Linked DNA regions of Homo sapiens: region 2 is linked to region 1. Evidence: chromatin loops called from intact Hi-C (ENCODE). Cell type or tissue: Caco-2. All regions are shown on one strand. Each heading gives the region's core, and the rest is flanking DNA. Links, peaks and the distances in the headings are about the cores only.

Region 1 (11,315 bases), core at 3,198-5,697:
CAGTACAAATGACTTTGGGAGTTATCAGTTTCTTTGAGAATAGAGATTATATTTTTTTAAGGGGGAGAAAAATATTACCAAAAACTTCTGAGCATGAAATTGACCTGAAGAAAATTTAAACACTTCAACTAAGGAAGTAGTCACTATTCAAATTGATTTCTGAGTGTGATTATTAATAAACTTCACATAGTCCTACACTAAAGCTGCACCAAAATCTGGAGAGATAGCTATAGAGACAAACAGTGCTAACAGAACTGACTTCTTTGTATGATTCTAGTAGAAATCATTTGTGAGGGGAAAGCAATTATTCTTACTCTATTTGCACAAAATGCATGCTGAACAACAGGAATCAAATTATCATCAGAAAGAGCCCAAAACAATCTTAATAGCAGAGAGTAGACTTAATACATAGCAGCAGAACCATAGATACAAAACTGCCATCACCTTCAATTCTGGCCTTGAAGGAATTCAGTGTAGTTTTTGAATGAAGGCAATATAGCCTAATGAGAAGTGAGATATCTAAGGAAAATAGTAACAACAGTGAGTGGAAAATCCTAAAATCCCTAATGCATTTTTTTCACTTTTAACATCTCTAATGTCAGGGTACATAATTCAATCAGTGATATCTTAACATTGTTGATCGGATGGCAGTCACGAAAATTTTATTGCCTGTTCATGTATGGATTTCTTTGTCCTACTGTGAACAATATATTTGCAACTTCTTGTTATAAAATCAAGAGATTATTAAAGAAGCACTCAGAGGAAAGAATATAAATGTTAGTTGTTATCTAAATACCTGTCATTAAGCCTTCCAGTAAAATTAAGTAAGTTTTAGCACCCAAATATGTAGAGAGGCTGTCAGGGTCTTGGAAAATATCTTAAGAGAGGCAAGTAGAACACTATTATAAGAAATGTAGCATTACAAATGGTACATAGAGAATTACACCATATACATAAACATATATACACACATATATGCATACATATACAAAGGTGTTAGAAGATGTCATTCTAGCATATTGACTACTTAAAGACACTTGAAAAACAACAGCTGCAAAAAGACTACTTAGACCTTCATGCTATTTTTTAAGGGCAGAAAATGAAATTTCCCTGTGAAAGACACTCTCACTTATACTAGAAGGAAAGGCAACATCCTTATTCTCAAGACAGAAAATAAAAACAAAGAATTCTATACCGACTTTGTCAAAATAACACTTATCTTCTGTATTACTCAGGGTTCTTTAGGGGGAAAGGACTAATAGGACAGATGTACATATGAAAGGGAATTTGTTCAAGAGTATTGACTCCCAGGATCACCACGTGAAATCCCACAATACGATGTCTGCAAGTTGAGGAGCAAGGAAGCCAGTCCGAATCAAAACCTCAAAAGTAGGGAAGCCGACAGTGCAGTCTGTGGCCTAAGGCCAGAGAGCCCCTGGCAACCCACTGGTATAGATCCAAGAGTCCAAAAGCTGAAGAACTTGGAGTCTGATGTTTGAGGGCAGGAAGCATCCAGCACGGGAGAAAGATGCAGGCCAAAGATTGAGCCGGTCTCAACCCTCCATGTTCTTCTGCCTGCTTTTATTCTAGCCACTCTGGCAGCTGCTTAGATTGTGCCCACCCAGATTGAGGGTAGGTCTGCCTCTCCTAGACCACTGACTCAAATGTTAATCTCCTTTGACAACATCCTCACAGACACACCCACGAACAATACTTTGCATGCTTCAATCCAATCAAGTTGACACTCAATACTAACCATCACATCTTCTAAGCTCCTCACGTAATTTAGTTGTTTCTTTACAATTTACCACTGTTTGTTCAATTCAGTATACCTGTATAAGTAACTGACTCTGACTTCTCTGGGGTCTTCATTTCTTTATGAAAGTTTCTATCTCACATAAAACTTGCATTAGGTAAATTTCTATGATTTTCTCTTGTTAATATACTTTATGTCCATTTAATTCTTGGATCTATCTCGGACTCTTAGAGGAAGGCAGAGGAATTTTCTGCCCCTGCTGTAAGTCAAAAAGTGATCCAGAAGAGTCACACCTCAAATGTGAAAAATAATTAAGAATATTATAATAAATGTATTTTGTTTGTCTTATTCATTTTATACATGTGTGGAATTAATATTATTTTTAAATATCTGTGTAAGTCTGAGTTCTTCCATGAGGATAAAACTTCTAAATTATAAGAAAAATTTAGTTGAGAGTATTCTTTCTTTTATACCAGTACATGGAATAGATGTATGTTACAATCTATGGTACCTTAGAGTTAATGAAAAATAGTATTTGAAAGTAATAAATGAGTAATGTGGAAGGCCAATATTGATTGTTGAAATAAACATGGAGAACTGAAGTGATGAAAAGTCACTCATTGTTAGCTAAAGTGTAACAGAGAAGACAACTTCCATAGAAACTGCTTCAAAGTGATTAAGCCAGAGAAGAGATTTTATAGGGTTTTAGGGAGAGGAAGATACTCTGAAGATATGAAGAAAGGTAACAAAAATTCTGAGAACAAAAACAAAAAAATAAAATTTCAAGCTCTCAGGCATTCAGGTTTACAGCAATATAGAAGATCTTTTGACAAGAGAAAAAATAAATATAAAGAAGTGGGAGTCGGGGAGGTATCCCTGTATCTCTATGTGGAGTTATTTCTCAGAAACTTAGCTTTTACTAGAGGCCAAGTGGAATTTTCTAGCTGAAGTGAGTGAAGCTTGGGGAAAAATAATATGTAAACAGAGGAATTTGAAACAATTCTGGAAAATACAATTTTTCAGACTAGAGGCTTCCCCACACGACTGAAGACATGCTATGTATTTTTTACTTACTTTTATATACCCAATGCCTAGAAGACTATTGAAAACATAGTAATTATTTAATAAATATTTCTTAATGAATTTATAAGTGAAATGAAATCTAAATAAAGGTAGTATGCAAAATACATGTAAACTATATCTCCTGATATGCCTGTGCCTTACAGTTGAATCAAAAGTTTGGCTTTTGTTATCCTAGACATAAATGGCGTTAATGAAGACATAACTAATTATATGAATCATAATTTTAAAGAAGTAGGAAAAGGACGGGGAAAAAGAGGAAGAGGAGGGAAAAAGAAGAGGACAGAAAATTCTTTGTAAGAAGAAAAACTTTTTAGTCCTATGGCAAGATGCCTATTTATCACTCAGGTTATTATAAAGAAGACATTGTGCAATGTAGAGAACAGTATTCTCAATAATATAAACAATATGTACTAAAACAATTTCATGGAAGTATTGTTTGAGACATTCCTCCATGTTTGCAAATGATATGCTAAAACATAATTCAGTAAAATCATTTTCATGATGTTTGTGAACGATTCTGTCCTCTTACATTGCATACACTTTGTCTGAATTCATGTAGACATTGATATTCTATTCTATTTATTTCTGCACTTATTTACTGAGGGATGTCAAAAGAATAGCAAGCAATAGATGACTAGGTTCTGGTTCTCATGAAACTTATAGTATAGCATGTCCCAAGCTATTTTTCACTAGAAACTAATAGTTCATATGATATTAAGAGCTATTCTACAAAAAGTAAGACAAGTAAACAGAAAACAAAAAAAAATTAATCAGTATATTTTTGGAGGATGAAATAAAATAATAAATGTTTACATAATATACACCTAATTAAGGTATAAATTATAAAGACTTAAATAATTTATGCAAATTCAGCTTAAAATGTTTCTAAATATCTCAGTTGCTGAAGATGTCATAAGAAAATTGAGTTTCATTCATGAATGTTTTATTGGGTCAGATCGTTTAAGCAATTTTTTTAAATTTATGCAGGATGTATTACTTTTACACCTTTGCTATAATAATTCTTATGTGAGCTGTATTATAAATCATACATATTACATGAGTGTACCCTGCCTTTCATAGCAAAATCCAGTATTAAGAAATTTGATAACAAAGTGATTCTGCAAAGTGACACGTGGATTATATAAAACTGAAGAAACACTTGCAATTATTTTTAATGATAATATTAAAAATACATATTTGTATTTCAACTTTGTAGAATACACATGAAAATAAAAAATGCATATAGAAAAGAATTCTAAATCTATATTTTATGCTAAAACTGTCAGTAAAATATTCTATAAACATGTTTTTATGGTCAAGTACATAAATAAAATATGTCCTCCAACACTGTAGATTTTAAATAACAAGTCAATTTATTAAATTTTATTTATATGTTTCAATGGTATTTTTAATATTCCACTAAAACACTGCTTGTCTTTTAAAGTCTGTTTTCAAGAATCATTATATGTTCCTTTTTGAAAACTTCACAGGTAATCTGACATATTCACCTGTATTCAAGATATTCAAAAACCTTATTTTGACAGGATTAAGTTGAGTTTTCTCCTTTGTGTTTGTATACCTAACATGATTATCTTTGATCCCTCTCTTATCTTTACTGTCATTCTTTCTTTGTTCTCTTTTTTGGATTTTTGTAAAGCATGCATTCACCTTCACTCCCTTTTAATTTTTGACTATGCCTTCCTGTGCATCTTTGTTGTCATATTCCTGATGTCTCTTTGTGGTTTTCTTTTTATCTAAATATTCTATTCCATTCAGCTCTTAATCTTTTAAACCTACATTATCAACACTGTCTCTTTTCATCTTCTCTTGGTGTTCCTTTTTGTTGTGGCTCTTGATCTTTTGGTTTAGTTTCCCACCTTATCAAAAATGCTTCAGTGTCCTGCTTTGTTTTATGATTAAGAATCTTAGATGAAAAATAATTTCTAATAACTTGAAGAAAGTTGTCAAAGATGTAAAACTTTTTAATGAGATATACTAATTTATTAGTTTAATGTCAGATTCAATTTAATTATGAGGTGTTTTCCTGTGTTTATTGAAGTACTTCACATGAAAAACAAATCTACTTCATCATGTACAGCCTTCCATATGAAAAAATAAAAATTCTCCAAAAGCACAAATTGAGTATAGGGAAATCTAGTTAATAGTTACCTATAGTGTGAAAAGAAAAGGGAAGGGGTTATTCTCTTTGTTCAAATAAAACTTTCTTTTTATTTCTTTATAGTCTTTGACCTATACATTTAGTATTGTCAATAGCTTTTCTTAAAAATATTTATAAGGTTATAAAATAATATTGCCACATTTCTGTAATTGATTGTAATAATAAACCAAAGTTCATTTGGGATATATAAACCCCAAACATTCCTAGGAGCAGAGAGAACTAAGCCACAAAATATTAAAGTCAACATTACAAGATAGGAGATCTGCAAGATAAAGTCAACATTACAAGATAGAAGATAGGAGATCCCTTTAGTATTAAATGCTGTGAAACCCAGGAATGTGAACAACTAGAATACAAAGCAGGTATATTTTTTAAAAAGTGAAATATATATGTGTATATATGTATATGTGTGTATATCTATGCATAGATATACATATATCAGATATACCATTTGCTAACCACTGTGCTAGATACTGTTGACATGTGGTAATATAAAAATGATTTTTACTTTATTCTTTTGTGTTGCCTTCAAATTTAAAACCATATTTACACTGTTACTGAAAACCTCCTATGAAGAAGTCTCTGTGATATGATCTGATACCCAAAGATGAATAAGGCATCGTGCTTGTTGCTATGGTGTGGGAAATTTAGAGGGGAAGACAGGCAGAGAATTATAATGCAGACTGTGGGAACTGCTATACTGAACAGGGAGGCATGAAATGTTAAGGGAATAATATAGGCCAGGGAGACAATGAATATATATATTGATATGGCTACACATTTATTGAATGTTGAACAATTATACAGATATATAATTTATGGTAGCTTACTGAATTTTTTTTAAAGAAGAAAAACTTTCTTGGGGAGATGGTCTGTTATGGAATAAATTAAATCTCCCTCCAAATTCATGTGGTGAATTCCTAACTTTCTGTACCTCGGAATGTGATTGTGTTTGGAGACAGAGCATTTAATGAAGTAGTTAAGTCAAAATAGGGTCCTAAGGGTGGGCTCTATATGACTGGTGTCCTTATAAGAAGAGTATATTAAAACACAGAGAGAACAGACAAGCACACACACACACACAGAAGATCCTGGTGAACATGTAGTGAGGAGGTCATTTGCAAACCAAGAAGAGAGGCTTCAGCAGAATTCAAACTGGCCCACAACTGGATTTCAGATTTCTGACCTCCAGAGCTGTGAGAAAATAAATGTCTGCTGTTTATGCCACCGAGTCAGTGATATTTTCTTACGGCAATCCTAGCAATCTAATACAGAGTCTTTACAATCGTCTCAAAAATAGTTTCAGCTTTTTGTCTAATATTTGACCCTTTTTTCTGTATTTTGATTCATATGTTATTTATAAGCTAGTTAGCATACAAATATTTTAATATGAGATAATTTTAATATTTTTAATATAGGGCCCCCATCATGATAAATAACTATTTTCCCTCAAAATACAGGTTCAAACTCTTTTGAAGAGTGGGGAGATTTTCAGTAAAATTGTATTAGTCTGAAATGCATCAGCAGGTAATTTGAAGATAAAAATGTACTGTGTTCATGAGTATACATATTTTAAAGATTCTTGTTTTAAGTTCAGCAGAACCCACTTACATTATTTTATTTCCTGGTCGTTGTTTCTGATTTAATCAATGCCTAAGGCAAGAACCAGATTTCTTTTTTGTACTTTTAGAGCTTCTGTTTAAAGGTGAGTAGTAATATACTCCTGAGAATGGATATCGTAGCTTGTTTATGTAATATTCACAGAGACTAGCACAGGGCTTGGTATGGTAGGTATGCATAATGTATTAAATTTGAATTAGTGCATACACTATATATGCATATGTGTATATATACACATACAGATACAGCATATATACATATGTGTATATATACATATATATTATATATATATACATATTTGTATATAGACATATACATAATTATATACACAATGTATATTTGTATATATAAATATACATATGTGTGTATATATAAATATACATATGTGTGTATATACAAATATACATATGTGTGTATACATACACATATACACATGTATATATACTGTATGCACTAACTCAAATCTAATTCATTATGCATACTACATACATATACATTATATATACGTATACATATTTGTATATAGACATATAAATAATTATATACATAATAAATGTATATGTGTATATATAAATATACACATGTATGTATATATACTGTATGTACTAATTCAAATTTAATTCATTATGCATACTTATACACACACACACGTATATGTCATTTTTCTTCCTTTAACAATTTTTTACCAAAAGATGTAAGCATAATTGGGTAGATTAAACTGCAATGTGCTAATCCTCTCAATGAGGTGCTCCAGTGTAGGCTGGAAGATGTCTTGGTGAAATTGGTATAGAATCAATATATTTGACTTTTACATTTCTATTTTAACAGCTATCTTTTAGTGAGCTTATGCTATAAGCCAATACTGTGCTGAGTGCTTTATATACATAAATCCATAAAATCTACATCTTTATTTTCCCTATACCTCCTAATACAGTTTTGGTAAACAGTTTTCAACATGGTATATGTGCAAGTTATTTTTAAAGCAGTTACAGCATAGCTATAGATATTTATATATGGTATTTAAAAATATATCATGATGCAATCTGATATCAGTGAAGGAGGGAATAAACATACTTGAGAACCAAACTGTCTATGACCATTTTTATCTTAACTAAATAGTCCTCATTTCTGCTGGTCAGGAATTAACTCTCTAAACTGGTTTCTCTGCCTCACACTGATTTCTAGGAGTTGAAGATAGGAACAATGGAAAATTTGCCACGTCCTAGTTCAAAAAAAAAATAAAAGGATTTCTAGAGTAGATGATAATCCATATTTTAGTGAGCCTTTATGCCTGTTATGTAAAGAACTAAAGAGCGTGTGCTGAGATAAATTGTTCTGAATTATAAAGGGCAGGTAATAGAGTATCAGGGAGAGGCCCAGGATATGCTCTCCATAAAAGGGAAAAGAAAATCCTGAGAGTCAGAGAAGGGTAGAGAAATAGGATGAGAGGGATAGAAAAACTATGAGAAATATGTGTTATTTATTTATTTATGTATTGGTTGTTCATGTTGATTGAATCCAAATCTCTCCTGTGGCTCTAAACTCTCAACAGAGTCTGCTACATGCCCTGTAACACAGTCTCAATTTGTTTGTTTGCTTTTGGTAGAAAATAAGGAGGAAAGGCCATAGTTTCATCTCTGATGTAGCATTACATGGAAGAGAAAGTGCTGCTCCAGAGTCATATATAATACAAAAACTAAATTTACATTCAAGTCGAAAGTTCTTTTGTAGATAGAACCACCAAACAAATACACAACCAAAAAGCCTAACATCCTTGAACATCTTCCATTTACCTCCAATCTCTGGAGAGATTAGGGAATTATGAAGATAAGGATGTTCCCCCATGAATGAGATGTGATTCAAAATATTTTGTTTGAATCTCAAAGACAAACTCTTTGGAATCCTTGAAAACTTATTGTTAAATTTAACAAATATTTTTTCTTTTCACCTCCTATATTCAAAATATTTAACATATTATATTAGGTCCAAAATATATGAGACTTTGAAGAAGCTTGATATGGGGTTTTATCCTTATAATGAACACAATAGGAAGCCCTTGAAGAGTGGTAAGCAAGAGACGTAATGTGATCTGATTTAAATTTTTCAGATTGCAGAATAGAACACTGATTACAAGGAGAGTCAGAGTGGATTCTGGGAGCTCAGCAGAATGGTATTTCCTTAGTTGAGGTAGAGGAAATAATATGGGCCTGGACAACATTGATAAAACTGTTAAATTTCCACTACAGAGAGAGAGAGAGAGAGAGAGAGAGTGTGTGTGTGTGTGTGTGGTGTATGTGTGTTAGGGTATGAAGACAGGTAGGTAAAATAATAAAAGAATCATTAGGCATTACAAAAAATGACATGGAAATAAGACTATAAAAATAACAATTAGAGAACTGGTTTCATCTCTGACAAGTAAATAGCTTGGGAGTCATCACTTTCAAACTTACAATAAAAAAATTCAGACCAACTGAAAACCAAGAACTTTTCTTGGAGTCATCAGAAAATTGAGGTTACAGAAGAAAAAAACCACCTCAAAATCTGAGAGGCAGGAAAGTCCAGATAGTCACAGCTTAGATCTACTTACATGGAGCAGAAGTGACTGGAACCATAAACTGGTAGGCACACTTAAGTAGCAATTCATACAAGTGAAGATCTGAGAAATATGCCCTGTGGCTCTGACAGGGAAATAAGAAAAGTATCACGTGAATGATATCAATATCTAGAATCATATATATAACACAAGCATCCTATTCAGGAGAAAAGACTTTGCTACAGCCTTATCATAGCTAGAGGAAGAGATTAGTCCCACTCCAGTTCCCTCCAGGCCTCTTGTCTTACCTATCAGGGGAAAAATGCACAAATACAGTCAACGGGATGTGGAACAAGAGGAATGCTCATAAATTGCCGCTCAGAATGCAAAATGACAGATACACTTTGGAAGACAGTTTGGCAGTTTCTTATAAATCTTCATGTAGTCTTACTATACACTCTAGCAATTACATTCCTAGGTATTTACCCAAGTAATTTAAAAAATTATGTTTACATAAAACCTGCATGCAAATTTTTATAGCAACTTTTATCATAATCACCAAAAACTGAAAGCAACTTAGATGTTTTTCAGTAGATAAATGTGTGAAAAAGTAACTTCTGTGGAAACGGTGAGTATAATCAACAATTTTTTATTGTATCTTTTTAAATATTGGTGGAATTGGAATGGTCCTATCACAAAGAAATGATAAATGCTTGAGGTGATGGTTACCCCAGTTACCCTCATGTGATTTCTACACATTGTATGTCTGTATCAGAATATCGTATGTTCCCCATGAATAGGTACATCTATTATGTACCTATAATAATAAAATAAACACAAAACTGCTTTTAATGCATACAGTGGAATGCTATTTAGTGATGAACAGAAATTAATTATCAATATACACAAAAGTTTGGTTGAATTTGGATGCATATCTCTAAGTAAAATGTCAGTTTTTGAGGTTATATTCTATATGATACCATTTACATAAGGTTCTGAAAGAGACAAAACTATAGAGACAGGAAATAAATAGATCAGGGGTTTGGAGTAAAAGGAGGACCAAATAGGTGAAGCACAGAAAAAAATTGGTGCAGTGAACCTATTCTTTATGACATACAGATGACAATGTAAAATGTAAAATTCATGTTTTCATGTTGTCTACATTTCTTTACATGGTGAATTGTGGATATGTGACATACATTTTCCCAAACCCTTAGTGTCATAGAGAGCACAGAGTGAACCTTAAAGTATGTAAATTTTTAAAAAATCAGTGAGGATACTAGGGATTTCAGAATGGATATGAAACTGTAAAAAAATATTCTGAATGTTTCATAAATATTTGAAAAAATCTAATTGATGGGAGTGGAAAGAAAAGTGCTGAACTGAGTCACTTTGGAAATTAGTGTAGTCTGTGAGACTAACCAGAAAAAGAATTGTGCATAGGTACTGAACTCTAATTAACAAGTTTTTTCTCATCAGAGTATTGGAAAACAATTCTGAAGCCACTATCCATGTATACTGCATTTGAATAATTCAGTATATGGATGGTAAATTGTGGCAAATCAGTATCCAATGGTTGGAGTGGGAGGATACAGGTAAGTGAGGGGAAGAGACTAGAATGATTCAGATGGTCATAAATTTGAGTTGGAGACACCAGTACAGACTCATATTTGGCTAGATTATATAAATACCTCTATATACATAGTTTAGAAAACACATATGGATAGGTACATCTATTATATACCTATATAATGCAGGTATATAATAGATACATATTATATACTCTTTCAGATGAAAGTTTCTGGAAGCTATGACACTATAGTAGCAAAGAGCATACATACCTTGTGCCTATATCTTGTTTTTTTAATACCATTCTTCAATATAAGAATGAGGGATATTTAGAGAAATTTCTGATTCTAGGAGTGGGGAAATAGACAAGGTGGCTTGGTACATGATATGGCTTGGATGTTTGTCTCCTCCAAATCTCATGTTGAAATGTAATTCCTAATGTTGGAGTGGGGCCTAGTGGGAGGCATTGGATCATGGGGGTGGATCCCTCATGAATGGCTTAGCACGATCCTCTTGGTGACGAATGAGTTATATCACTCTGTTAGTTCACATGAGATCTCGATGTTCAGTAGAAT
Region 2 (11,315 bases), core at 3,882-6,381, 100 kb after region 1:
ATAGGTTAAAATGGTAGGCAATTAATTAAGACTATAAAATTGAAACTGGTAGCTGTTGTTTTACCTGTAAATAACTTTCAAGGACAATGGTGGTCAAAACTGAGTTTACATTTATATATTATATTATATTTATATATTTTATTGATTTATGCAATTAAGATGTAAAATTACATATTGATACAAGCATATTAAATGTATAGTTTACCTTTAATGAGAGTGCATGTATGTGTGCACGTGCATGTCTGTGTGTGGGTGTGCATCCTGACTTAGATAATCAGTTTTCATTTATATGACAGAGGTATTCTCAGGAAAAAATTTTAATGTCAAATAGCTCAGTCAGTAATAACAAGGAATTCATTGAAATAAAGTTTGTAAATTTGGATGGAACACATTGATGATTTGTTCATTGAACTGGTTCATAAGTTTTTGTCATATATGGGAGAGACCTGTTTCATGACCTATTTGGAGGGAGTGGAAGTGGGGCAGGATAGTTAAATACTTAATACATTGATTAGGGATCTCTAGCTAAATCTAATACTGTAATTCTGAAACCAACATGAATGACTTGTGGACACTTTGACTGTGTTAATAAATGATATCAAGACAAATGTTGATAAGATAAACAAGGTGGCTTGATTCTAAAGCTTGAGGACAAGAGAGCTCTTTATATACATATATATATATACACACACATACACACACATACCATGGTTAGCATCCCCTTGGAAACATTGTGATGGTTAATTTCACGTGTCAGCTTGACCGGGGCAATGGATAATCAGATAGCTGGTTAAACATAGTTTCTGAATGTGCCTGTGAGAGTGTTTCCAAAGACAATGAATAGTACAAAGAAGGATGGAGGAATTCCTTCTCTGCCTGACCAGCTGAGCTAGGGCGATTATATTCTACTGCCCTCAGTGCTCCTGGTTCTCAGGCCTTCAGTCTGGGACTGGGATCTCCAGCATTGCCTCTCAGAATATCAGGACTTCCACTGGCCTTCCTGGTTCTTCAGCTGGTAAATGGCAGCTTTTAGGACTGAGCCTCTATAATCACATATCTCCTACTGGTTCTGTTTCTCTGGAGAACCCTAACACACTCATGAAAATAAATGTTTCTCTTTATCCATGATATGAAAAGTTGTTTCTTCCTGAAAGGAGATTAATTTATGAGATAAAAAACTTTATATTTTGTAAAATTCTATAGGTCAAAGCCTCCCTAGAGTACTGCCAGCAAGATCCAGTAAGTAAAATTGTCCTAAAATTAGGTTCTTTAATATCTGAATGCTTATGGCTGGAATACCCATAAAACACGTTTACATCATATTGTTTTCTATAGTAAATAGCATTAAGCAGGTAAAACAAAATAATTTTTTTAATGTCATGGTAGGCTTTCTCTTTATATGTTTAGAACATGGATATTGGCTGATATAGAATAATTATCTACTGATTCCTTGAGATAGCTAAATCATATTTAGAGGTCCTCATGTGGTCTAAATTTATATGACAATCCTACATATAAATAAATGTCCTCAGATCTGGAGAGTAGTTTGAGAACAATTTTCTTCCTTAACGAGAATTAAGAAATCTAGGCAGCACAATAATGCTAACCTGAAAATTTTAACTCAGAAACGTCAATTCAATTTATAATTGTTTTCTTTAGTGGTTTTAATTTTTTTTTTTTTTTTTTACTGTGAGCCAAAGATTTCACTTGGCTTTATTGAATGTGTTTATTTTTTTATTTTTATTTTATTTTATTATTATTATACTTTAAGTTTTAGGGTACATGTGCACAATGTGCAGGTTTGTTACATATGTATACATGTGCCATGTTGGTGTACTGCACCCATTAACTTGTCATTTAGCATTAGGTGTAACTCCTAATGTTATCCCTCCCCCCTCCCCCCACCGCACAACAGTCCCCAGAGTGTGATGTTCCCCTTCCTGTGTCCATGTGTTCTCATTGTTAAGTGGTTTTAATTTTTAAAAAGTGTCCCCTGAATTCCAATTGTTTTTAGTACAGTGAGACTACCTGTTCTATATTTCGAGTACGTCTGATTATTACAGAACTCTTGTTTTAGCAAAATTCTCCATTAGAACTTGTCAGTTTTTCAAGTTTCATTCTGGCAATCGTCTAAATATCATTTGCACTTTCATCTGCCCTTTAAATCTTTTTCTTCTGGCTCTCTATTTTCTACATATAGACATGCCCAAAGCTGGTTTTAACATGTCTCTCAAGGAATGTTTCTGTTTTGTCTTTTCAGAGCAAAAGTGGGTTTAATTGGTCTATATTTTCTTAACAAAATGAGTGTGTTTTTACCCACACATGTAAGGCCCTGAGCTAATTACTACAAGGCATACAAAGAGAATAACAAAAAATATGGGGTAACAAGGTAAATATAAATAAATTGATGGTAAATACTAAAAGGCAGCAAAATGAATTAAATATATTATAGAAAGGTATGTTATACACATTTAGAGGAGAGAGATGGAACCTTACTTTGGGGAAGGATTAACGTAAGATATGTGGCTTAAGGAGATGAATCCTAAAGGTAGAGTACAAATTTGATGGAGAAAAAGGTAGAATTAGATAGTATACCCATGGGAGAGGCCAATCTGATGGTGGGGAGCAGGACAAATACTACTTTAATCTTTAAAACGTAAGAATATTAAAATGGAAAAGAGATTATTTTGGAGGGGTGCATTGCTTTTAAAATAACAAAGAGGACATTTTTATATCTATTTCAAGTTTTTGGCCAGCTCTAAATTGACTAATAATCCTATGTTAGACACAAAAGCTTGGTTTGTAAATAATAATAGGCTTCTTAAGCCTCTGTTCATCTTATTTCATATTTTTCCCCTTTCCTGCCACTTACAGAAAGACACATGTGGTGTTTATTTCTCCTATTGCATGTATAATAGTGGTGAAGTAATTGAGATCAGCTCAAATAGATATTACACACGATATGCCTTAATTATTATTTAATCAAATTGACCCTCTAATAATATTGAAGAATATCTTTAACAATGAAAGTATGTTTAGGATCCTAAATATCCAGCTGTATGACTTGATCTCTAAAAATTTACTTGTAATATTCTGAAATAATATTATTATATAATATAATTAAGATGCAGTTTAATTTTAATTTCTTGAGAAATATTTAAGCAGCACTATCATGAATCTCCTGTATCTAATGTAAGCTAATGATTGCATTTATTATTCAATTATCTATTCATTATTAATAGATGTAATAAATAACCAAATGTAAAATATTTTTGATAGAAAAAGACATGGTGAAAATTGCCAAAATTTAATTCAAGATGAGCATCATATCCTCTAATGAATAAAGCTTTTGAGGAGAAGAAAGAATAATGTTTAGCTAATACTAAGATATTATTAAAATACTAATATATAAGGGTTAATAATAATATTACTTGAAAATATATTTTAAAGCTACATATAATGAGAATTAACTCTACAAAATTTTGGTTGATTTTTAAGTATTTTAGATTATTTATTTTTATACTAAAATTAATTATATTGATATATGTTTCAAATTGACAATAAAATGTGCTGGCAAGAATGTGAAACTGCATCTCCCACACACTGCTGGTAGAATTGTTAAATAGTAGCACTTTAATAATTGTTTAACTCATTCTTAATATTAATTTACAGTTACAACATAATCTAGGCATTTTAAAAATGAAAATAACAAAATGGGTTTCCACAGTCTTATACAGGAAAATTTCTAGCACCCTAATTCATAATAGCTGCACACTGTGAGCAACTCAAATGTTCATCAACAGATTAATAAAGATCAAATTGTTACATATCCTGCAATGGAATACTATCCAGAAATACAAATGAGTTATTGATACAGGCAAAAAAATGAACAAATCTTAAAAACATTATATTGAGATAAAGGAGCTACCACTGAGAGTGGTACTTCAGATTGACTGGTAAGAGGAATGATGAAACATTTTGGGTGATGGAAATATTCTATATTTTGTGTTGGTTGGTAGCTATTTGGAGGAATACAGTTGTCAAACCTCGTGAATGTGAACACTTAAGTTCTGTGCATTTTACATTATATAAATTATACCTCAACTAAAAATTACAACAAAAAGCTTTTCAATGCTACTTTCAAATTGGTTTATACAAAGTGTAAAATATTCATTTATATGTATTAAAATGTTTTAAGGTTAATCATACCTCTACAATTTTGGTCATAAAGTAATTCTTCTCTGAAAATGTAAAACTGTTATGTTAGAAAATATTTTTTAATTAGCATGTCTGCTTTAAACAAAACAATAAACTTCAGTGTGATATGAAAGAAAAATATTGACAGGAGCCTATATGTTAGATTTTTTTTTGTTTGATAGTGAAATTGCAAGTTTTCTTCGTAATTTGTTTCTTTACCAAATGTATTTATGATTTCAGCCTATGATAAAAATCGTTTGCCATGAAGTAGATTTCATTTGTTGGAAATGTGACTACTTCAGAAAATACCAATTTGGGTATGATGTGAGTAATAGTTGAATAAAATGAATAAATCAAACAAATATAAATTGAAATTTGAACAGTCTTTAGTTCCAAAATAATTTAGTTGAGTTCTGAAAGAAGTTTTAGTTAAAATCAGCCCCCTATGTTAGAGATATGGGTGTATTATTCATTATTTATAAGATAAATATATAATAAGAAATATATAAACTTTTACCAAATAGAGAGTCATGGGAGATATATTTTTCTAAAAAAGGAAAACTTACCATTTCACCTAGGAAATTAAAATATCAGAAGACTATGTGAGCTTTGACCGACCTTGGCCAAATTCAATACTATACAATTTATGATTACCTATTTTAGTGTTAGAGGAAAAATGGAATTAGCAAATTGCATTTGTTGTCTTTTGCTATAGTGCAAATCAAAATAAGATTATTTTACAGTACACTATTTTTACATTCCATAAGGAAAATAAATTTTGTTTGCCATATCCCTGTTACAAATCTCTTTTGATTTAAAAAATTAAGCCTGCTTTCAGATTAATGTTTCTATTAAAAACAAAATGTGTCCCTTGGATGTGCTTCAATTAGATAATGTAGATTTGATTGAATTTTGCCACAGAAGATCATTTTTCTTTCCACAGAAGATAATAAATACATCTACAACCCTTATCTCCTCCGAGTCATAAAGCTTGGCAGCAGCTGTTGGTCAAATCTCCTTCTGTTTACCCTCCTCCTCTCCACTGCAGAGTAAGTTAATCATATAATCTCAGTAAGCCTTGTGCTTTCATGGTGATAATTAACAGTAATATTTATATGATACTTATTCTGAGTCTAGTACTAAGATCTTTACACATATTAACCAATTTATTCTTGTAACAATCCTAGGCTTAAGTCAATATTATTATCAGAGATGCTGAGTGACCTGCCCAAGTTTACCCAGTTAGTAAGCAATGATACAGGTTTCCAACCCAGCCTAATTGGCTCCAGTCACTGCATTCTTAGCCTCTACACCATGCTGTCTCCCTTGCCTGGTGGAAGGAAAGTAGTGCATGTAACAAATGAATTTTATTTGTCATTAACTTGATATACAGTTATGGAATAGCGGAATAATCCTTTTGACTAAACTCTGCTTTTATTGTTGGGCACACTTAATCATATGGCTTTTAGAGTAAAATTAGGTAAGCTTAACCTGGAGCAGAAGTCATGACTGATTTAGATAAAACTCTAAAATTATTTTCTGTTTAGGCCACTCTTTCATTTTTCACTACTTCTCTGAACATCTTACTGTTGGGGTTCAGCCTGTCCATTCCTGATACTTAGGGTCCCATGTGGTTAAACATGGTTAAGTTTTTACTTTTCTAGTCTAAGATTTGGCAACCTAACTACAAACAACAATTTATTACTTTATAAACACTCATAGGATAGGAATCTGTAAGTGAAATAAATGTGTGAATTAATTAACTAATTAAATGATTTGCTCACCTTAGAGTAAAACCAATTAGCAGATTATTAGTCATCTTAAAAACAAGTGAAATATTTCCTTAAAATGTGTTTATAATCCAATTTATCTGCCCCCTTTCTGCCATTTTATATAAAATGGAGAAAGAGCTTACCAGAATTTATTCCCACTGGATTGATAACTAGGCAAGCTTGGAATAAAGTTCATTGTTAGACATTATTTTGTTCACTCTTTTAAAAAAGGGCTTTATTAAGAAAGACCTTAATAAAATGCCAATATTTATAGTATATAATTTGATAAATATACATACATATGCATCCCATGAAATGACCCCCCAGTCAAAATTACGCAGTTTTTTTAGACAGCTTATAAAATTTTTAGTGGATGCTTATCTCAATTATATATCCCATTGGACAGCACAGTAAAATCTTCTATAGTTAGGCAGCATACATTTATTCTTACTCCTAATTACTTGCCTCTAAACCAGTTCCTATCTGTGCCAGATATGTGTGTGTGTGCATGTATGTGTATGTGTGCACATGTGTGTGTACAAATGGAGTAAGGCTAATAGCACATACATGTATATTATAATTCAAAAGTTTTGTTAAACATGGTATCTTTCCCTGGAAAGGATATTTTTGTCACCTAATATTACATTTGTTTGTGATCTACAGTCATCTATTTTATTCTATTCTATTTTTCATTTGCTCATCTGATATATATAGAGAGATTCCAATATCAGTAAAAATTCTGACCCATTTTGGAATGTTTTAGTGTTTGGATTCTGAATAAAATTGTCCATGTCCACTGAAAGCCAATCAGGATAAGTTTAACACTTCCGTACTCAACAAAAACTCTTTCAAAAAATAATGTTTATGCCATTATATTCTACCCATTTATTTATATTAAACCATCATTTACATACAGGAAATTTTCCCCCACAATGAAAACTGAACAAAATTGTTACCGAATTTGATTAATTTTAATGTAAGTGAGACAATTCCGTGAATGCAACTTTTGTAGTTTTCATGTCATAAACAATAAATAAAAGACATAATGAATACATTTTAAAAAATAGAGTAGAGAATCTAACATGTCTTTTATTTATTACTCCAATGGCAAACTTTAAATGTATAAAATATTCCCTGAAGGGTGGATAAATTTAATGTGATTAAATTCTAAGAGGAAAATCTAAATATATATATATATATTTTATAAAGAAGTTGGCACACCATAGAAAATTTCCAAATGCATTCAATGTGGATATAATTTTCAAAACATTCTATTTATTTATCTGTGTTCTGCTTAAACTGTTTCCTATCTATTTTTTTGCTGGTCTCCTGATTGTTATTGCCAACACACAAATATAAACAGGAGTTTTAATTCTTGCTGGTTCTTCTGTGTGTTTCTTTTTCTCAGCCTATTATCCTAATCCTTTCTTTGTAACTTTATTATTATTATTTTCAAAAGCCAGTTGTGATGGGAGACGTAGCATTTTCGATTCAGGTGGGGAAAAGATTAACTGGAATACAAAGAAAGCTTTCATGTGGATAATCTGAGAGAGAGGGAGTACGGGAAGAGAAAACAAAGATAGGTCATCTAAATGTGATTGTGACAGTCATGTTTAACGTTATCCTGATTACCACAGTGCATTTCAACCAGAGCAAAGATTTTTATTTGTTCAACACATTTATGATAAATAGCTTTGAGAAAGTTTGTTTATTTAAGCTAGTCCCTAAAAGTTTTGTTTCATTTAAATATACTAGAGAAATGAAGGAGAATTAAATTTGGGAAAAATTACATAGGTCTATTATTAAAGCATATTTGAGCATAAACTGAGTTTGAATTAAATAAATAAGAGCTTTATATTCAATATGGAAAGAAACTCCAGAGAATTTCCTTAGGTTTTAGGATGTCAAGCAACAGTGAACTCTGATTGAAGAAAACTGACTAGATAAAAATATTTTTAAATGAGCATCTTTATAACTTTATGAGTAAATAGGTATTATTCTCATTGTATCAGTGTGCTCTGCATTAATAGCAGGTGACTTGAAGTGATGAGATAAAATTGCAAAAAGTATTATAGTAAGTTATAAATATAATAGAAGAGGTGTACAAAGAGGTTTAAATGAATGTGGATCACTAATACAGAGAAGGGACATTGTTGCCCTCTTCCTTAGAATGAGGTTATGACAACAGCAGCAGCAACAATGATAATCAAAATAAAAATACTAATTAATATTTATGAATCACATTCTATGTATCAGAAATATTCCTGTTTTATTTGTGTTGATTCTGTTTTGAAACCTCACAATAATCTATGAAGTATTATTATCTTTAACCCATTTTAAAGATGAAAAAACACAGGCTAGTGATGTTACCTAACTTACTTAAGATCTTGACAGCTGGGATATATTGGAGCTGACTTTGAGCCTAGGAAGTTTGGGGCAAAGTCTCACTCTAACAAAATACATAAGTTTTTATACCTTAGTTTCACAAGTCCTTTATGAGGTCTCTTTGCCTTTGTATTGGACAGAATTTACTTCCTTAATGTTTTCACATGAGTAAATCCTCCTTTCTCTTCCTCATATTCATAATATTTGCATAATTCGACATACATCTCTAGTGGCTTTTTTTTTTTTTTTAGACGGAGTCTCGCTCTGTCATCCAGGCTGGAGTGCAGTGGAGCGATTTCGCTCACTGCAAGCTCCGCCTCCCGGGTTCACGCCATTCTCCTGCCTCAGCCTCCCGAGTAGCTGGGACTACAGACGCCCGCCACCACGCCCGGCTAATTTTTTGTATTTTTAGTAGAGACGGGGTTTCACCGTGTTAGCCAGGATGGTCTGGAGCTCTTGACCTCGTTATCCGCCCGCCTAGGCCTCCCTCTAGTGGCTTTAATGTATTGTGTCTTAGTGCCTTTCAATGCAAGCTCGTGTATAGTCTACTAAGTCCATTCTGCTACTTCAGACTCCTATCTCAATACTTTCCTCTAAACTCATGACCCTCTAATTATTCTGGATGACTCCATGTTCCAAAAAATAGACACATATGACGATCCATCACTCAAAACATTGATTTACAATATTCTTTCAATCTGTCATGTTTATTTCACTTTTCTGTTTATCAAATAAAACCCACTATTTAACTTAGCACAATTGTCTATCTCCTGTATTATTTTTTAATTACATTTGCTCGATTTAGTAGTTCCATTTCCTGTTCTAACTTACCGCCTTACCTTTATCCTTATTATAGTACTTTTTTCTGTTTTGTTAATCATAATTTCATGTTTGTTTAAGTTCAAAAGGAATAAAATATTTTTGGAGTCTTTAACTTTAAAGCCATGGAACAAAGATTAAAAAAAAACAACTATCAGACCCTAAATTGTACCCTAAGTTGGGGTCTCTTCAGAAACCCTCACTCACTGCCTAGGAATGTGGGAAATGGACGACAAGAATATATTGTCCTCCCGTTCCACCCAACTCACAGTATTTTCTCAGAAATGTGCTAGAATGGCCTAGTTCTACCTATTACGGTGACAAAAGATAAATGAAAATTTTCCAAAGCCAGATGGAATTGTGCTCTGATAGGGTAACTCTAGAGCTGACACTGGTATCTCAGGGTTACTAGTCTGAATTAAGTCAGAAATGCCACGAAATTTAGGGGCTGGGGAAGCTGCATCATGATGTTGCAAAAATATATCCTCTCACTTTATATATTTAGTGCTTTTTTAATGAGAGTGCACCAGGACTTTGTAGAACTTAAATAAAAATTGCAAAATGTATGTTAACAATAAAATATATGAAAAGGTCAAAATATACTTAAAAAGAAAATAGAAAATTGATACCATTGAATATAAAAACTGGACATATAACTTTGTTCAGGAAACAAATAGATCAGAGGAAGTAAATAGAAAATACAGAAAATGACTCATGGATACATAAAGGCATAAACAATGATTCAGGTCACATTTCTAGTTATAGTCAGTGCTTACACAACACGTGCTTTTACAAAAAGGCCTTCATTCCTATGCAATTGACATATTACAGAACAATTTGAGTATAATGCAAATTTCCTGATTGCTTATGTGCTATTTCTTTCCAGAGAAGCATTAAATGAATGCAGCAAACTGCACCACACAGAACAGTCTCATAGAAATACAGAAAACATATTCACGCATTTCAATTTTTAGATACCTTAGTTCATGTGTGCTATGAGCCACACCCATCCACATTAAATATTAGAACTTTCCATATGATTCCAGAGACACCCCTCCCATCACTTCACAATAACACATAAGCTGCAATCATTCCTACACTCACCTCCAGAAAATTCAACTCTTTTCTAAGTAATGTATCGTATCAATTGTAGAATTCATGTTTGTGAACCATTTAACATGGATAAAACTATGCCACTGTGTTTCATTGTGTTCCTACATTTTTGTTTTCTCTGTGTCGCTAATTAGGTTTTTTAGTATATTTCTTTCAACCCCATTTTTCTAATAAGACCCATGACTTTTATTGGGCCATTTTTGCATAGCATAATGATTTTTAGAAATGCATACGTTGCATTATAGCAGAACTGACTGACATGGTTCAGGAAATTGGTCATTGTTTCCAAAAAGTTAGATGTCTAAATAATGCTGTAGGTACGGCTATTTGAGGGGAATAAGCATAATTAAAGTATTAAATAAAAAAAAAACATGAAAAGTAAAAAAAATAGACAAAATAAAACAAAAACAATCAGATGATATGACAATACTTGTTAACTCTGAGGTAGGAAAACAAAACTAACAAAAAGCAGACACACATGTGAATACACGTATACACACACACACAAACACAAATTACTTCCTAAGAACGACACAAAACTCAGAAAGTGTAAAAGTAAAGACTGACAAAATTAACAACCTAAAAATTAAATTCTTACATATGGCACACTGCTCCATAACTTAAATTATAATACAAGAGATAAGCTGAAATGAATTAATTATAATAAATGATTAATGTGATGTAAAATCATTCAATTTTAAGTCGAGCAAAGGTTGAAATGGTTATATCCCCAAAATGAATATAAATAGTTAATAAACACATGATAAAGTGTTTATATTAATAGAAGACAGAAATGGAAATCTCTGTACATTAGTAATCAGGCCCAAAACAAATTAAGCAATACAATGTTTTTTTAAACCATCAAATGAACAAATATTAAATGATTTTTTATTAACTACTTTTATAAATGTCCAGGGATATGGGAACTCTGTAAATCATTAGCTTAACTACTATTTTTAACCAATTTTAGGTAGAAATTTGTTAGTGACAAAGAAATTCTGTAATTATGAATTTATCATATAGATGTAG

Evidence for each region. Peaks named below come from ENCODE experiments on the same cell type or tissue, not always from the same donor. Only the 100,000 strongest peaks of a DNase experiment are listed, where the experiment ranks them.
Region 2: it touches region 1 in a loop (8-fold over the local background); 1 of 110 quality-filtered maps calls a loop at or near these places.

The regions. Positions count from the first base shown.
Region 1 is chr6:102,949,334-102,960,648 of GRCh38, reverse strand. No RefSeq gene overlaps it. Among named protein-coding and RNA genes, the nearest start is that of GRIK2, 1.6 Mb to the right of the region's middle. In Caco-2, for the core only: no CTCF peak of the experiment used is centred there; no DNase peak of the experiment used is centred there.
Region 2 is chr6:102,847,611-102,858,925 of GRCh38, reverse strand. No RefSeq gene overlaps it. Among named protein-coding and RNA genes, the nearest start is that of GRIK2, 1.5 Mb to the right of the region's middle. In Caco-2, for the core only: no CTCF peak of the experiment used is centred there; DNase peaks (open chromatin) are centred at 5,205 and 5,475.